Regions from separate parts of the Homo sapiens genome. Here all the other regions are linked to region 1. The links are chromatin loops, found by intact Hi-C in ENCODE. Cell type or tissue: CD14-positive monocyte. All regions are shown on one strand. Each heading gives the region's core, and the rest is flanking DNA. Links, peaks and the distances in the headings are about the cores only.

Region 1 (7,307 bases), core at 1,140-6,139:
TTCTGCATTCCATGGTGGTTTTGCACAAGCCATTTCTATAATAGCACAGCCAACACTCCATACATCACAGCTCCTTCCATACTGTTGACCTCTTAGTACCTAAAATAAATCAGAGTTAATTTGGAAATAGGACTCATTTGAAAAAGAGAAGGCCATTTTGTAGTTATAGATTCTACTTCCTTACTTTAGGGAGAAAACTGGTACAAACAGGAATTCTGTGGACTACCTAATATCTAATTTATTTCATTAATGAGCTTAATTTTCCAGGTAGCACAAAAATATTTTGGAGAATTGTGAGATTCTGAAGCAGAGTCCCATCACAGAATTTTGCTCTTAGCAAACTATGTGGCAAGAGGACAACAGATCATTACTACATATGAACATGAAGAATTATGAACACGACAGAAGAAGCTGAGTCAGAAGAACAATGCTTAAACTCCTTCCACTACAGACAGGAGCTGCCTCTGTATGCTCATCTCCTTTTAGAATAGAGAGAGAATATTTTTAAAAATTTCTTATGTGCACTTTGAGTTTATTACAAAACAACTGCTATAAATTACCCCAGAATTCTTTATTAGTAACAGCCGTTAAGTAAATCTATTAAAACCTGTTTTTTGAATATTGCCAAGGCAAAGAAAGGTCGAGAATAAGGGTCTGAAAGATATTATTAAAACCGTATTTTAAGGGCCACGGACTTCTAGTTGGTAAGTACATACTGGATACCACTGCAAGATAATTTAGTATAATGCTGTTACACAGAATTCCAAAATATTTTCTGTCATCACACTCAAAGATGCTTCTCACCTCAGGTGCCATAAATGCAATTGTCCCCAGTAATTGTCCCTGAAACTCTCCTGCACCAGTTCCTTTTGATGCCAACCTGGCTGCAGCTCCAAAATCTGCAATTCTTAGTCTCTGACCAGTGCTGTCAATTAGCAAATTGGCACCTGTCAACAAACACAGCAAATGACCTTGTATGTTAAAAACAAAAATAAGGACAGATAAAAGCCCAGTACAATACTAATGAACTAGGACAATGACAAAAGAAAGAAGTGAACTACATGTCAGAGGTGCAAACAGTTATTCTCTTTTCCTTTCACTTCATTCTTGCTAAAGGCACACAGCTCTCTCTAGCGTACGCTAAATTCATAATTAGAGCTTAATTTAAAAAGTTATAAAATTACTTCAACACATTATGTCAAATACTAGCTAAAAAGACTAATGACAGAAAACCAAATTTGCTCTTGAGAAAAATAAACTGAGGCCAGGTACGGTGGCTGACGCCTGTAATCTCAGCACTGTGGGAGGCTGAGGCAAGCGGGTCGCTTGAGCCCAGGAGTTCAAGACCAGCCTGGGGGCAACATGGCAAAACCCCATCTCTACAAAAAATATAAAAAATTAGCCAGGCATGGTGGTGCACACCTGTTGTCCTAGCTACTTGGGAGGCTGAGGTGGGAGGATCACTTGAGCCCAGGAAATGAGTTACAGTGTGCCAAGTTTGCAACACTACACTCCAGCCTGAGTGACAGAGAACCTGTCTCCAAAAAAAAGAAAAGGATAAGGAAAATAATGGGACCTACAAAGGATTTGAAGGAATTTTTCTTAAAAGAAGTTGATGATATCCCAATATCCCAATTATTCAAAATAAAACCAGGAAAAGGAACTTTCTGGGAGTCAGCGTATCATGAGGCCAAGACAGGGAATCTGGAGACCTGTGTTGTATACTTTCTGCCATTAACTAGCAATAAAACTGTAGAAAAGGCACAGCCTCTCTTGTATTCAATGTACTTTTCTATTAAACGAGGAAGGCAGATTAAATGATCCCTAAGGCTCATTTCAGTTCTAATATTCTGAATTACTCAGAGAAAAAAATCCCACTGTTAGAAACTATCAACAAAGGTCCATTTTTTTGTTCTTCTTTGAGACAGAGTCTCACTCTGTCACCCAGGCTAGAGTGCAGTGGTGTGATCTCAGCTCACTTCAACCTCTGCCTTCCGGGTTCAAGCAATTCTCCTGTCTCAGCCTCCCAAATAGCCAGGATTACAGGCATGCGCCACCTTACCCTGTTAATTTTTGTATTTTTAGTAGAGACAGGGTTTCACCATGTTGGCCTGGCTGGTCTCGAGCTCCTGACCTCAAGTGATCCACCTGCCTTCACCTCCCAAAGTACTGGGATTACAGGTGTGAGCCACTGTGCCTGGCCCCAAATTTTAAAATTAATTTTTTTATTGTCACTAGATAATAATTAGAAGAATTCTCACCTTTGACATCTCTGTGAATGATTTGGTTTTCATGGAGATACGAAAGGCCACGGAGTAACTGTTCAGTGTAGTTAATAACTACTGATTCTTTGAAGGCTCCATATTTACTCAGCAAATGAGCCACCGATCCCCCTATAAGACAATAGAAATAATTATCATAAACTTAAGACAGAATTAAAAGTATTTATTACACTTTGGTTTCTAAAGTTTTCACTGCATGAACTCACATTCACATCTGAAACAGAAGAAAAACATTTCAAAACTAACATATTCCTGTATCATCTCAAAAACCTACTAATTAGGAGACATTTTCACAGAACCCACAGGGAAACCAGTTTATTGGAGAGTCAAGATTTCAGAAAGCTGTAAAAGTTAACAATTTCGGATTAAACTATTTCTGAAATGTACAATTCAATTCTCTGTCTTCTCAAAATACACAAAACAACTTTATTAATGACTAAAGTAAACAATGTTAACATATTATGTAGTAAAAGGTGGAAAGAATGGGAGGAGGAACAGAAAACCCAGAGTTAGGCGTCATATTCTACCATTTACTAGCTCTGACCTGGAACATGTCTCAAATTTAGCCGCTTTTAAAAGTGTTTATAGTAGTCAACCTATCTACTGTAGTGTAAATCTTTATTAAGACCAACCAACAGATAACATACTTAAGAACTGACTGGTAAAGAGAAATGCACTCTTAAATACACACACAAATCTAAGAAGTTAAACCAAACAATCTGTTCATCACATCAGGTCATTAATTTTATTGTATACATTGTATAATACAAAATAAAACTCAGTCTTCATTTATTTCAGCAGATGACAAGGTTCAACTTTATGCTTCAGTGCTAGTTTACTTGTAGTAAGTTTTCAAGTTATATGTTAATTTTGTTTGTATATTGTTATGTTAAAACACTTCCTCATCTGTCCAATTTATCATGGCTACCTGGAAATATACATATCTTATACATATCAAGTATTAAAAACAACAATGCTACACAATCATTTAAAAACACACTGGAAAAATTTAAAAGGTAGAGGTAGTCAATATTTCATTTATAGTAAATGAAATACAAAACGAAGTATTTGTGGTTCATACTAATATATTGGGGTGATTTGTTTTTAGAAACCCAAACTATTTGATAGAAATAAATTTTAATTAAACTGGTTTTTCCTAAATTGCAGAAAGTTAAATCCACGTACTACTATTTTGTAATTTAAAACATTAACATACCTGCCATCCATTCAATGAAGAGATTGTAATTGCTCTTCTCACACGTGGCTCCCAACATCCTAATGATGTTTGGATGATTCAGATGGCTCATCATTCTTATCTCTTCTCTTAGTGCTTCTACTACTTCTTCTTGCTCAGAAGATGTGTTTCTGACATAAGTCACCTGTTTCAAATAAACACGTTCACAAAGTTTTGCATATTTTCACTAGCAATCTGATCTAAAATGAACAAATGCAAACTAGCACTTTATTAGCAACAGATGGCATTTATGCTTATGGATGCAATGTACTTTAAACAAACCCAAGTCAAACTCTTTTAAACACTAAGAATCTAGCTTAAGCAGCAGTAAACATCAGAAAAATGACAAAAATATTGGGATATAGTCAATATTCCAATAGTCTCAGAGTAAAGATGAGAAAAGCCCAAATATGGGAGAAGAATCAACATGATTTAAAAATGAAAGTTTAATAATTTTCCTATCCTGATTAAGTATGCTCGTTATAATAAAAAGTAAACCACTGAAACCCCAAGATGGCACCGCACAAGTACACTGTTGAAAGAAGTACCTGAAAACCACCTCTACTACCTACAAAAAGCAAAACCAAAAAAACCTTTGTAAGGCCCATCTTGATATTGTAGTCTTACAATAATCATACTTCAACTTTTATTTATTTTTTTTTGAGACAGTCTTGCTCTGTTGCTCAGGCTGGAGTACAGTGGTGCGATCTCGGCTCACTGCAACCTCTACCTCCTGAGTTCAAGCAATTCTTCTGTCTCAGCCTCCTGAGTAGCTGGGACTACAGGTGCCTACCACCCTGCCCGGCCGATTTTTGTATTTTTAGTAGAGGTAGGGTTTCACCATGCTGGCCAGGCTGGTCTTGAACTCCTGGCCTCAAATGATCCAACCACCTTGGCCTCCCAAAGTGCTGGGATTACAGGTGTGAGCCACCACGCGTGGCCTCAACTTTTAACAATAACAGAATTCATGATGTTTCTGGTGCTTTAGAAACATCTACTTTGAAACTAAGTTTCTCAAAGTTTAAAGAACTAAAGTACACACACGTGGACATATCCTTTATTCTTTTTACTGAACATGCTTCATTTTGTGATTTGAGTCATTTCATTTATATGCTCACTAGATATTTACCTGTTTAACAGCCATTAAAGTTCCAGTTCCCACATCTTGAGCCTGATAACAAGAAGAAAATGCTCCAAGGCCTATCTGTTGACCTTTCAGCCATTCAGTGTCTTCTCTATACGGTTGTTTTGCTTTGGTATGTCCTGGTAGAGTCTCTGGTGTCTACATATTAAACGAAAGCAATCTTTTTACTGTTAAAGGAGTAAGATTTTGTGAAATTAGTCTGCAAGATATTATTCTTATTCAGTCTGGCTTCCCAAACCACCTATAAATGTGACCTCTGAATGGAAGGTATTTGTGACCGACAGCAAATGCAAAAGTAATCACCATTATACAATTAACCGGAAATGCCCATAGGCAAGAATTATTGCTGTTTAAACAGTACAAACATTATTGTTGTATAAGTAATAATTTTATGTGGAAAACTCTGCTTCTGAATGTTAGAAGCAGCATTTCTGAATTAGGTTTATTTTAGTATGGTCCAAGGAAGCTCTCTGTGAGACAGTGTCTTGCTCTGTCATTCAGGCTAGAGTACAATGGTGTAATCACAGCTCACTGTAGCCTCAAACTCCCAGGTTCAAGTGACCCTCCCCACCTCAGCTTCCTGAGTAGCTGGGACCCCAGGTGTACACTATCATGCCTGGCTAATTTTTAAAATTTTTTGTAGAGACAGGGTCTTGCTTTGTTGACCAGGCTAGTTTCGAACTCCTGTGCTCAAGCAATCCTTCGGCCTCAGCCTCCCCAAGTGCTGGAATTCCAGGTATGAGTCACTGTGCCCAGCCCCAAGGAAGTTTTCTAACCTCTTAAAGAATCTATACTTACATCCTGTTGAATAATGATGATATCTTCTCCATTTTCAACCTGCAGCTGAGGAACTATGGGGAGGGCATCCTGAGACGCTGACATTGCCATGGCAATTGCTAAAGCTTCTTCTTCTTCAGCTTCCATCTTCTCTTTGCACTTTTGATTATGATTCACATCATCTTTGTAGGTATCATCATTTTCAGCCTTTTCAGGAGACAGGACAGCAACTTCTGACTTAAAAGTTACTGTTGTATCACTTGAAGGCATAGATGCTTCAAGAAGGTCCTCAATACTGGAGTTGAGCTCTGTATTGACATCTAATCTGCATTTCTCCTCTACTGGGGTGAACACTGTCTCGTCACTGGGTATAACAGCATTACTACTATTGCTGCTACAGCCAAAGCTGTCATCACATTTGGAACTACTGTTCAGATCAAGTGTCATGCTATTTTTTGAGGGATCTCCCTGTTTACTTGTATTACCTGGGGTAGGTCTAGATGGCTTTGGCCTGTGTATGTTACTGGAGGGCAAGGGTCTTGACTGAGTAAAGACTGGGGAAAGTTTATCTGAGTCTTTGTTTTCAGGACAGTTTCTGTGGAATTGTAGAGAAAACTTGCGCTGTGTTTGAGGAGATGCAGAAGGTATTCTGCAGGGAATGAATCCCTGAAGTCTATGCTTAGAGACATCTGTTGCAGTGCCAGCTGGTACAGATGGGGTAGAAGAAGAAGGGGTTGACAAGGCTGGAAACATTAATTGGGAATGATGAGATAAAGGAGAGGAGTTCAAACACTGACTGTGGGGTCTGCCTTTTGTTTGAACCATTGGCTTTGGTTGCTCTGTTGTTGTTGTTGTTGTTGTTGTTGAACTAGAAGGTCCTACTGAAATGCTGGCCAGTCTCTCAGAAATGTCCTCTGAACTGGCACTCAATTTTGTAGCACATAATCCTTTTCCAGTTTTCTCTAAATGGACTGTGCACTCAGGGGAACTGTTCTCTGTGGTTTCCAGATAGTTGTTGGGAACAGATGCCTGCAAGAAGCTGTCCTGTTGACCATCCAAAGTGTCTTCTACGCCCAACTGGATGGCTTCGGCAATTTCCACCTCATCTGCAATAGCCATCAAACGGCGACGCATCCTGGTGAAGTGAGTGGAACTGGAAACACTCAGCATTTCTAACAGTTTTGAAAACACATGGGGTACTGTAGTAACCATTCTTGCAGAACTCAAGTAGATCCTTCTGGAAAGTTTGCCAACCATTGAGTGGGAATTATCAATGGACTGCAAAGCAAAGGTTAAGAGGGACAGCAGCTTCTTATACCTGAAAGAAAAAAACATTCATTACCATATAAGTTCCAATTACTGAAAAATACATGGAAACTTAAAAAATGGTAGTAATTTACAGCATGTATACTTCAAAAACCATTTCAGCATAAAGTATCTATGAATTTTTAATTAAAGAGCCCAGACTTTGGGTTTTCATATGTCAATCAAATATTAAGGTATCAGCAACCTATTCATGCTCTGAGTCTTTCAAAAATCTAAAATGTGTCATTCTTGAGGAGGGTGTAGGGAGGGTAGGAAGATACAAGTAATACATTTTCAGAAGAAAAATTACCTGATTTCAACAGGCTCAGCTTGTGAAACATCAGTACTGACAATATGAGGATAAAATTCAGCAGGAAATTCCAACAACAGTCTATCTATAAGACAAAGGCGGCCAAGAAGTTCTTGCCAATTGTTTGATTCAGTTTGGTTTCCAAGAATACAATTTAAGACATAATCAACACCACCAATACCAATGGATCCTACAAAAAGGAAAGTAAAAATAAATGATTAAAAAATAGTGATATTAAAATCTAAAACAAGACAT
Region 2 (5,000 bases), core at 1-5,000, 930 kb after region 1:
CGTGTGGAAGGTAAAAAATCACATTTATATTTTATCTCTTATAAATCTTTTTTTTTTTTTTTGAAACCGAGTCTCGCTCCATTGCCAGGCAGGAGTGTAGTGGCGTGATCTTGGCTCACTGCAACCTCTGCCTCCCAGGTTCAAGTGATTCTCCTGCCTCAGCCTCCTGAGTAGCTGGGACTACAGGTGTGCGCCACCACGCCCCGCTAATTTTTGTATTTTTAGCAGAGACAGGGTTTCACCACGGTGGCCAGGATGATCTTGATCTCTTGACCTCATGTTCTGCCTGCCTCGGCCTCCCAAAGTACTGGGATTACAGGCATGAGCCACCGCGCCCAGCCCTTATAAATACATTTTGTATGGTATTATGAATGGAGGTCTTTTAAATAGATAAATTTTTATTCATTTTAATAGCAAAGCATTTGATTACTATTTTTACTAAATAGAAAGGTAATGCTTTATATGTATTAATATTATATAGAAGTCAGGTTCATAAACTACAAATAATACCTTATAGGTATTTAAGTACAGTTCTGTGAAAGTATAAGTTCTATAAGAAGAGGAATGTTGTTTTTGTACTTTGGAATTTTCCAGAGTAACTCAGAAAATAATAAAAGTTTGTGATAATCAAAATGTATGCTGGTAAGTGCATGAGTAGATCATACTAAAAAAGAAGGTAGAAAAATACTCAAGCATAAAATAAATAATTTAGACCTACATAGCCACAGTGCAGAATTGATACAGAACCAAAAGCTAACGGAATGATGCTACTTACCCTTTTTTAGTTGAGGTCATGCTTTTACTCTTCATTTAGTATGTACTAGTTTTATTTTAGAACCAAATTTAAAATGGAGATTGTGAATCCTTTCCAGTTAAATATTTAGAGATTTGACATAATGGCATGATTTGTGAATATGAAGAAAAACTGATTTTTTATTCAAGATTTATGAGATTATTTTTAAAAATAAACTATTTTATTACAGACATTGCCTCCTTTTGAAGCCAATGGAAAAATCTTGGATTATGAAGTGACTCTCACAAGATGGAAATCACATTTACAAAATTACACAGTTAATGCCACAAAACTGACAGTAAATCTCACAAATGATCGCTATCTAGCAACCCTAACAGTAAGAAATCTTGTTGGCAAATCAGATGCAGCTGTTTTAACTATCCCTGCCTGTGACTTTCAAGGTTTGTATCTGTGAGATGGAGCCTGACTCTTGGGTGGAAAAATGGTGGTTAGGTATGGACAGGGCTCCCATAAAAAACACAAGTTATCTAAGACTGTCTCCTCAGTATCAGGGATAATCACTTGTTTATTTTTTAATTTTTTAAATTTTATAAATAATGATTTTCTTTTTTTCAGAGACTGGGTCTCGCCAGGTTGCTCAGGCTGGTCTCGAACTCCTGAGCTCAAGCGATCTCCCCTGGCCTCCCAAAGTGCTGGGATTAACAGGCATATGCCACCAAACCCAGCTAGTGATCGCATTTTTAGGAATCAGTCAGCAGACAAATTTCATCAGGATGCAAGAACATTTCCATCACTACATGCTCACTTAAACTTCACAGTAAGCTACTTCATTCATTTAAGCATATTCTGATTACTTACCTGGTTTTTAAAATATTATTTCAAGATTTTGAGAACTTTGTATACATATGACTGAAACGTTTATCTGTAGCTTTATTCGTAGCTTTCAAAGAAGAAAAATTGCAATTACAAACCGAAAGCATTTGAAGAATTTAGGGAAAGCAAATTTTTTTTTTTCTTTTTGAGACAGTCTTGCTCTGTCGCCTAGGCTGGAGTGCAATGGCACGATCTCAGCCTCTGCCTCCTGGCTTCAAGCGATTCTTGTGCACCAGCCTCCCAAGTAGCTGGAATTAAAGGCACGCACCACAATGCCTGGCTAATTTTGTATTTTTAGTAGAGACGGGGTTTCACCGTGTTGGCCAGGCTGGTTTCGAACTCCTGATGTCAAGTGATCCACCTGCCTTGGCCTCGTAAAATGTTGGAATTACAGGAATGAGCCACAGTGCCCAGCGGGGAAGCAAAATCTAAGTTTAAAAATTGACTACTTTACCTGTAAGTTATAATAAAGTGCTTTTAGGCAAGGAAGTATATGCTACAAAAATTGATAAATCACATGTTTTGGAAATGACTGTAAAATATGGAAATTTCAAATTTGTTAATATTTATTATTTCAATATTCAAACTTTGTTTTAAAGCTACTCACCCTGTAATGGATCTTAAAGCATTCCCCAAAGATAACATGCTTTGGGTGGAATGGACTACTCCAAGGGAATCTGTAAAGAAATATATACTTGAGTGGTGTGTGTTATCAGATAAAGCACCCTGTATCACAGACTGGCAACAAGAAGATGGTACCGTGCATCGCACCTATTTAAGAGGTATACCTGGCTAGAAACATCTAAATTGATATCCTTTTTCTAACTCTTTAGGCAGCTTTTTCTTTTGCTTATAGTGTTTTGGTCCGTTGAAACGACTTCCAATTTATCATAGCCTCACTACTTACTAGATGTGTGACTTTCAGCAAGTCATACTTAACCTCTCTGAATTACAGTCTCTTTATGAACAGAGTGGGGTTAATACTTTCTTCTTTTTGTACCCCAATATGATTTTATCGTCAAGGGAAAACTCCTAAAACTATAGAGTATAGAGAAATATAAGAGTCCAACCTTTGCTGCTGATTAGTTATATGTTCTCTGTACCTCATCCTTCACATGAGAAAATAGTTTCCTAGAGCATCTGGATGACTTGTGTAATGTCTTAGAACCATCAGATAGAGGAAGCAGAACTAGAACTCAGATTTCCTTATGTCTTTCAATTGGAAGTAGTAACAAAGGACAGAAGTAATGAATCGTAGCGCTCCAGTCTGTGTGTTATGGTGCTGCTTAAGTGGTTATAAAGTGATACAACAACTTTGAAGAGAAAAAAACTCAGTTTATAGTCTTTTGTTGATAATTAATAATTAGAATTCAGCTGTGAATAATATGGTTAATTAGAGAAAAGCCCTAAGCAGAGAGATTCCTGCCATAAAGTTTTTGAGCTTTAGTCATAATACAGGCTGTTTGGACTTACATGTTATTAGTGTACAGTTTTAATAAGCTTGGTTATCTAGTTTACTGACTTTATCAAATTAAAAACATGGTGGAGCTTAGGAAGTCCTGAAACAGGCTGGAAATAACTATAGAAACTTCTTAAAAAAAAATAAATACAGGGTCTCACTCTGTTGCCTAGGCTAGAGTATGGTGGCATGATCATGGCTGACTGCAGCCTTCAACTCCCAGGCTGAAGTGACCCTTCTGCCTCATCCTCTGGAGTATCTGGGACTACAGGCACATGCTGCCACACTCAGCTAATTTTATTTTTTTGTAGAGAGGGAATCTCACTGTGTTGCAAAGGCTGATCTCCAACACCTGGCCTCAAGCGATTCTTTTACCTCAAACTCCCAAAGTGCTGGTATTACAGGCGTGAACCACTGCTCAGAGCCAATAGAAACTTTTTAAAGCAGCAGCCGATGCGGTGGCTCACGCCTGTAATTCCAGCACTTTGGGAGGCTGAGGCGGGCAAATCACCTGAGGTCGGGAGTTCGAGACCAGCCTGACCAATGTGGATAAACTCCGTCTCTACTAAAACAAAATCAGCTAGGCGTGGTGGCACATGCCTGTAATCCCAGCCATTTGGGAGGCTGAGGCTGGAGAATCTCTTGAACCCGGGAGGCGGAGGTTGCAGTGAGCCAAGATCATGCCATTGCACTCCAGCCTGAACAACAAGAACGAAACTCCATCTCAAAAAAAATAGAAGCTAGCATAAGTTGTGGAGACATTAAGTTTGGGTAGGTAGTCGTATGTTGCTCAGTAACCCTGAAAGCATCACATTAGAGTAGAATATAAAAATTGTTCATTTTTTGGTAATATTGAATCATTAAGAAAAGGTAAAATCTGTTTAAGAAGGTAAAGGAGCATGTAACTTCATGAGTAATAGTTAAGGAATATACATTCTTATTGAAGGTATAAATTTCAATAAAACATTTTCTAATATGTACAGATAATATACTGTATAAATAAGAAAAATTTTAGTGGTGCATGCTAAAAAAGATAAAAATAAAGGAAGTTTGTTTTGGTTTTTGTTTTTTTGAGACAGAGTCTCACTCTGTCGCCCAGGCTGGAGTGCAGTGGTGCGATCTCGGCTCACTGCAAGCTCCGCCTCCTGGGTTCAAGTGATTCTCCTGCCACAGCCTCCCAAGCATCTGGGACTACAGGTGCCCACCACCATGCCCAGCTAATTTTTGTATTTTCAGTAAAGGGGGGTTTCACCATGTTGGCCATGCTGGTCTCAAACTCCTAACCTCAAGTGATCCTCCCACCTTAACCTCCCAAAGTGCTGGGATTACAGACGTGAGCCACAGCGCCTGGCCGAGGAAATTTTTTAAGATACCCTTTTTTCCAACTCGCAAACTAGGACCGTTAGTGCTTTCCCCTAGGTCTTACTGCTTTAGTCGTCTTGCTCCTTAGGCTGTTCTCTCTTGTAGGTAAGACATACAAAAATTGTCAGACTCTATAAAATCCAGAGTAATTTGAGATCATTGTTTTATAAATTCTAAATGTAAATACCATCATTGTTCTTAACAATGTATTTTTTATCCACTGCATTGGCAATACTTTTACAGACAGTTTTACCTGATTAAGCTTGAATCCAGTACACAAAAGACAATGCTTACTTAGAAAACTGCAGTTTTAAAAGAAAATTAAGTGGTCATGAAATTATAATGTAAAAATAAATTACGGTATTAACTTGACTTTTTCATTATGGAAAAACATGCTTAATCTGCTATTCTTGCTTTAGGGAACTTAGCAGAGAGCAAATGCTATTTGATAACAGTTACTCCAGTATATGCTGATGGACCAGGAAGCCCTGAATCCATAAAGGCATACCTTAAACAAGCTCGTAAGTCCAAACTCACTTCTTTGAAAAAAAA
Region 3 (5,000 bases), core at 1-5,000, 920 kb after region 1:
TGATCTCTGCTCACTGCAACCTCCGCTTCCCAGGTTCAAGCAATTCTCCTGCCTCAGCCTCCTGAGTAGCTGGGATTACAGGCATGTGCCACCATGCCCAGCTAATTTTTTTCTATTTTTAATAGAGAGGGTTTCACCATGTTGGTCAGGCTGGTCTTGAACTCCTGACCTCGTGATCTGGCTGCCTCTGCCTCCCAGAGTGCTTAGATGATAGACGTGGCCACCGCGCCTGGCCCCCTTGTCTTTTTCTTTCCAAAAAATTGCTTTTAGATCTACAGATTTCATCAGATTTGGGTTTGATTTTTTTTTTTTCCCCAAAAAAATATTTTGTAGGAGTGATGTGTACTTCTGTCAGGAAAGACCAGATAATGTTTCACTGTTTTTCTTTTTTCTGATACTAAGATTGAGCAGTGGTTTCGGGTGTTGTCAGCCTTATTCCTTTATTTACTAAGTTTCCCATTTGTTTTTTCCAAACAGAAAAGTTGAAAGAGTTTTACAGTGAACACTCTTGCATACCCTAGATTCTACAATTAACATTTTACTATCTTTGCTTTATCACCTATTTATCTATGCATCCTTCTCTCCATCTCTCAATCTATCTCTTTTTTATGTATTTCATAGTGAGTTGCAGTCATTAATATACCTCACCCTTAATCACTTCAGTATTTCATAGTGAGTTACAGTCATTAATATACCTCATTCTTAATCACTTCAGTATTTACATGAACTAGAGTTCAGTATTATGTTTTTAAATAAAATTTACATATAGTGAAAACACAAATCTTAGTGTATCATTCAGTGAGTTTTGACAAGTACAGACACCTGTGTAACTCAATCAGTATCAAGACATAGAACATGACTAACACACCTAAAAAGTTCCTTCCTGCTCCTTCAGTCAATCCCAGCAAGTGCCCCACCCCATGAGCAACTACCTGTCTGATATTCTTCACCATAGATTATTTTTTCCTGTTACAGAATGTCTCATATAAATGGGATTATATAGTATATACTCTTCTGTGAAAAGTTTTATAACTCAACAGAATGTTTCCGAAATTTAATCATGTTGTTTTCCCACTAGTATTTCCCTTACAGCTTTGAGCAGTCATCAGTGATTATAATTTGTATATAAATTACAAAACTATGGTATTCTGTGTTTTGTTTTAGCTGAAATACTTAAAGAAAAACTTGCCTTTATCAACTGTGGTTTACCCTGAAGTACAGTTCAGATAGGAGAAGCAAGATAGGTTTAATATTTTTCCTTAATTACCAGTTTTATAATTAGTTGATTCCCTAGTATCCTCCAAAGGTAGAATAATGAGGGCTTTTCTTTCTCATTATAAATTTATATTTAAACATATTTGATATGTTTTAACTCATTATGGATTGTCCCATCTTTGATCAGTGGCAGTTTACTCAAATTGGCTCATTCATCCTTTTTTTTTTTTTTTTTTGAGACAGAGTTTTGCTCTTTTGACCAGGCTGTAGTGAAGTGGCGTGATCTCGGCTCACTGCCTCCCGAGTGGCTGGGATTATAGGCACCCACCACCCCGCCCGGCTCATTCATCGTCTTGACACAACTTCCTTAGCCTTTGATAGCTCTCTGATATAACATGCTTTTACAGGGTCATCATGTATTTCCTCACCCAGACCTGGAATCAACCTTTTCCCAAAACTCTCTGGTTTCATTTAGTGTGAAATAATATTTACAGACTACAATCTGGGTGCTACAGGAATTCATCACTACTGGTTTGTCATAGTTTTTAGATTTTTTAGATTTTTTCAGTCGAAAGAGCTAGGACATGTTTTGTGGTTTGAGATATAATACTATCTTTTAAAAATACAAATTCATACTGATATTTTCAGTTTAAAATTAGGGCTATAGGTTTTTACATAATTATATTTACCTGACGTCTACATCTTCTTTCTTATGAACTGAAAAACATAGTTGACAACAACACTAACATAATTATTCATTTGCTTTATCCTACGGTTAATACAGCAGCTGCAGAATAATAACAACAGTATTAGCACCAACAAAATGATTACCAAGAATGATTTTAAGATTGTTTTTCTCTGTGAAGGATGTGTAATAGTCAGATTACTGTGTTTTAATGTTACTTGGAATAGTTCTTTTCTATGTGGTTATACTACATACTCAGTACACAAGTTCATATGTTTCATTTTGCTTTTAATTTTTAGGAATTTTTCTTAATAATTATATAAAACAATCCAAAAAGTCAAATCTATTAATAGTATTAAGGCTTGTTCAGAAAAGTCTATATTCTATTCCTGAATCCTCTACCTTATTTCCTTCTCCTTAGAGGCTAACCATTTTTGTTTTGGTTCAATTTGGGGTTTGGTTTATCCTATTTTTAAAAACAGTGTTGTATATGAATATTTTTAATTGAGGCATAATTTATATAATTGTAAATAAATATAGTAATATTACTTGAAACTTTCCATGGTGATAGAAATCAGAAAGTAGTTGCCTAAGTTTGACTAGAAAGAGGCTAAGAGATTTTAGCCCTAAGACTAAAGGCTAAGGGGTAATAGAAATTCTTACCCCTAACCTCCTGTCACCTTCTAGCATATTGTGCTTAAAGAAATTTGTGGTACAGTAAGGGTTCTGTTTTAGGAAAAAGAAAAAACAGCACTGGGATCACAAGGAAATAGATAATTTTTGGAGAGGAGTAAGTGGGGATGGAGCATAAAATTTTAAAGCACAATATTTTTAGACTACAAATTTGAAAATAATTTTATGTTTTAAGATATAGATCAAAGTTAATTTTAAAGAAAGGTTTATTTTTAAGAAATTTTGTTAGTGACCAGCAGTTATATTGCAAAGTTTGCTACAACAATCTAGGTCTCATCAAACTCTTTGCAAGTAATTTTTTTCACTCTAATTTTTTCAGATGTGTTTTTAATGACTGATTCTTCAATTTTTTGTATTTAGGGCAACACACAAGTTTGCTGATTGCAAAGCAAAACGTGACACCCCCACCTCATGCACTGTTGATTATTCTACTGTGTATTTTGTCAACATTGAAGTCTGGGTAGAAGCAGAGAATGCCCTTGGGAAGGTTACATCAGATCATATCAATTTTGATCCTGTATATAAAGGTAGTTATAAACCTGAATTTGAGAGTTTATTTGACACTGTAGTCGTTTACAAATTAAAGTAGTTTTTATATTTAGATTTTTTAAGATTTTAATGTAGATTTTTAGATTTTAATTAATGTAGTTTTTAGATTTTACTTTTTTAGATTTTAATTAATGTAGATTTTAGATTTTAATTAATGTAGAAACAAGCATTTATCTTAGTGATTTTTATGAAGTCATTTTATCAATAATATCAAATAGAATTTGGAAAAAGAAAAATATCCATAATCCAACCACACTTAACAGCTGTTTTCACTTTGAATGTTTTCTGTTCTCAAACATCTTACACCATTGTAATTACAGTATGTATGTTCCATTTTTATTCTTTTTTAAAAATTTGATATCATAAATATTTGTCTTTTGACATATGAACCTGAAGAGATTAACAAATGTAAATTAACAAGGAGAACTGAAGATTCTTTAGAAATCTTTTTTTTTCCATTATAAGGTATATAGCATAGCATAATTTTCAGAGAAATTAGTTCATTTGGTAAGGATAAATTATTGTAAAATAAAGGAAGGACAATATAAAGAGTATATTTGAGTTTGTATATGAAATTGGAAAACATAATAAACCTTAGGATTTATTTTATTTTTCAGTGAAGCCCAATCCGCCACATAATTTATCAGTGATCAACTCAGAGGAACTGTCTAGTATCTTAAAATTGACATGGACCAACCCAAGTATTAAGAGTGTTATAATACTAAAATATAACATTCAATATAGGACCAAAGATGCCTCAACTTGGAGCCAGGTAAATTGAAAGTTACCGTTTATTCAAATAGTCCTTCTTTCAACCCTCTAATCTTAAAAAGTTTCAGTCATTTTCTAAATGTCTTTAAGTTTCTGGTTATGTGAAATATTTTGCTTGATAACCTCTTCTGGGTTGTTATTTCAAACAAGGGGAATCAGGAAGATATCCAGATAGAAAATACAGCTTTGCTAAATACAGTAGCCTTTAAGTAAAACATGAAAATGATATAGGGTGATAGGAAATGGCTTTTTTTTTTTTTTCTTCTAGAGACAGGGTCTCCATTTGCCCAGGCCGCTGGCTCACTGCAATTTTGAACTCGAGCTTAAGTGATCCTCCTGCCTTAGTCTCACTACAGGTGTGCACCACCACACCTGGCTTTTTAAAATTATTATTATTTTTTGTGGAGATGGAGTCTCGCCGTGTTGCCCAGGATGGTCTCAAACTCCTGGCCTTAAGCGATTCTCCTACCTTGGCCTCCCAAAATGCTGGGATTACAGATGTGAGCTACCACTACCAGCCTAGAAATGGCATTTTTGATGGGTGTTACAAAGAATACAAGTAATAAAGCAAATTAAGTAGAGGAGCAAAAATAAAGAGATTATAAGGATAAGGTAGCTAGTGTAGGGATTGGTGTGCTGCAGTCCACCAAAATCAGCCTGTGACTTGTTTTTGTAAATAAAGTTTTACTGGAACACAGCCACACTCATTTCTTTACATATTGTCTCTATTCTACAGTGGAAGAGTTGAGTAGTTGCAAAAAGAGTCTCTGGCCCACAAGCCTAAAATATTAGTAAATATTTTATCTACCTTTTTATAGAAAGTTTGCCAACCACTGAGGTAGAGGAAGGGATTGATAGGGAGCTTGTAAGACTGAAAATGATAGTATACCCAAAGATGATGCTACCAGCAAAAGAAATACTTGGAGCTTTTAAAAAGGCTATCACCATAGCATTCAGCTATCCATACTCTTCTCTGTTTTGATTCCATTTATCACAAACAGTATGTCTTTGCTTTTGTTGCTCTGGTCACAGTGAGCTTGTTAGGGAATTGGGCTAATGACTTTACTACTTCTCTCCTTACCCCACT

The links. Hi-C counts contacts between places; a loop is a spot of excess contacts. Peaks named below come from ENCODE experiments on the same cell type or tissue, not always from the same donor. Only the 100,000 strongest peaks of a DNase experiment are listed, where the experiment ranks them.
Region 2: it touches region 1 in a loop (4-fold over the local background); 5 of 110 quality-filtered maps call a loop at or near these places.
Region 3: it touches region 1 in a loop (4-fold over the local background); 4 of 110 quality-filtered maps call a loop at or near these places.

What each region holds. Positions count from the first base shown.
Region 1 is chr5:56,881,018-56,888,324 of GRCh38, reverse strand. MAP3K1 (mitogen-activated protein kinase kinase kinase 1) reads right to left here. Exons shown (of 20, transcript NM_005921.2): 13 at 7,053-7,242; 14 at 5,459-6,755; 15 at 4,646-4,798; 16 at 3,499-3,661; 17 at 2,262-2,393; 18 at 805-947; 19 at 1-99. Among named protein-coding and RNA genes, the nearest start is that of SETD9, 25 kb to the left of the region's middle. RefSeq lists an enhancer at 4,764-5,963. In CD14-positive monocyte, for the core only: no CTCF peak of the experiment used is centred there; no DNase peak of the experiment used is centred there; H3K27ac peaks cover 1,786 bases.
Region 2 is chr5:55,952,219-55,957,218 of GRCh38, reverse strand. It overlaps IL6ST (interleukin 6 cytokine family signal transducer), which reads left to right. Exons shown (of 17, transcript NM_002184.4): 9 at 1-10; 10 at 984-1,194; 11 at 2,227-2,409; 12 at 4,868-4,969. Among named protein-coding and RNA genes, the nearest start is that of IL6ST, 40 kb to the left of the region's middle. In CD14-positive monocyte, for the core only: no CTCF peak of the experiment used is centred there; no DNase peak of the experiment used is centred there.
Region 3 is chr5:55,962,266-55,967,265 of GRCh38, reverse strand. It overlaps IL6ST (interleukin 6 cytokine family signal transducer), which reads left to right. Exons shown (of 17, transcript NM_002184.4): 6 at 2,954-3,120; 7 at 3,760-3,914. Among named protein-coding and RNA genes, the nearest start is that of IL6ST, 30 kb to the left of the region's middle. In CD14-positive monocyte, for the core only: no CTCF peak of the experiment used is centred there; no DNase peak of the experiment used is centred there; H3K27ac peaks cover 122 bases.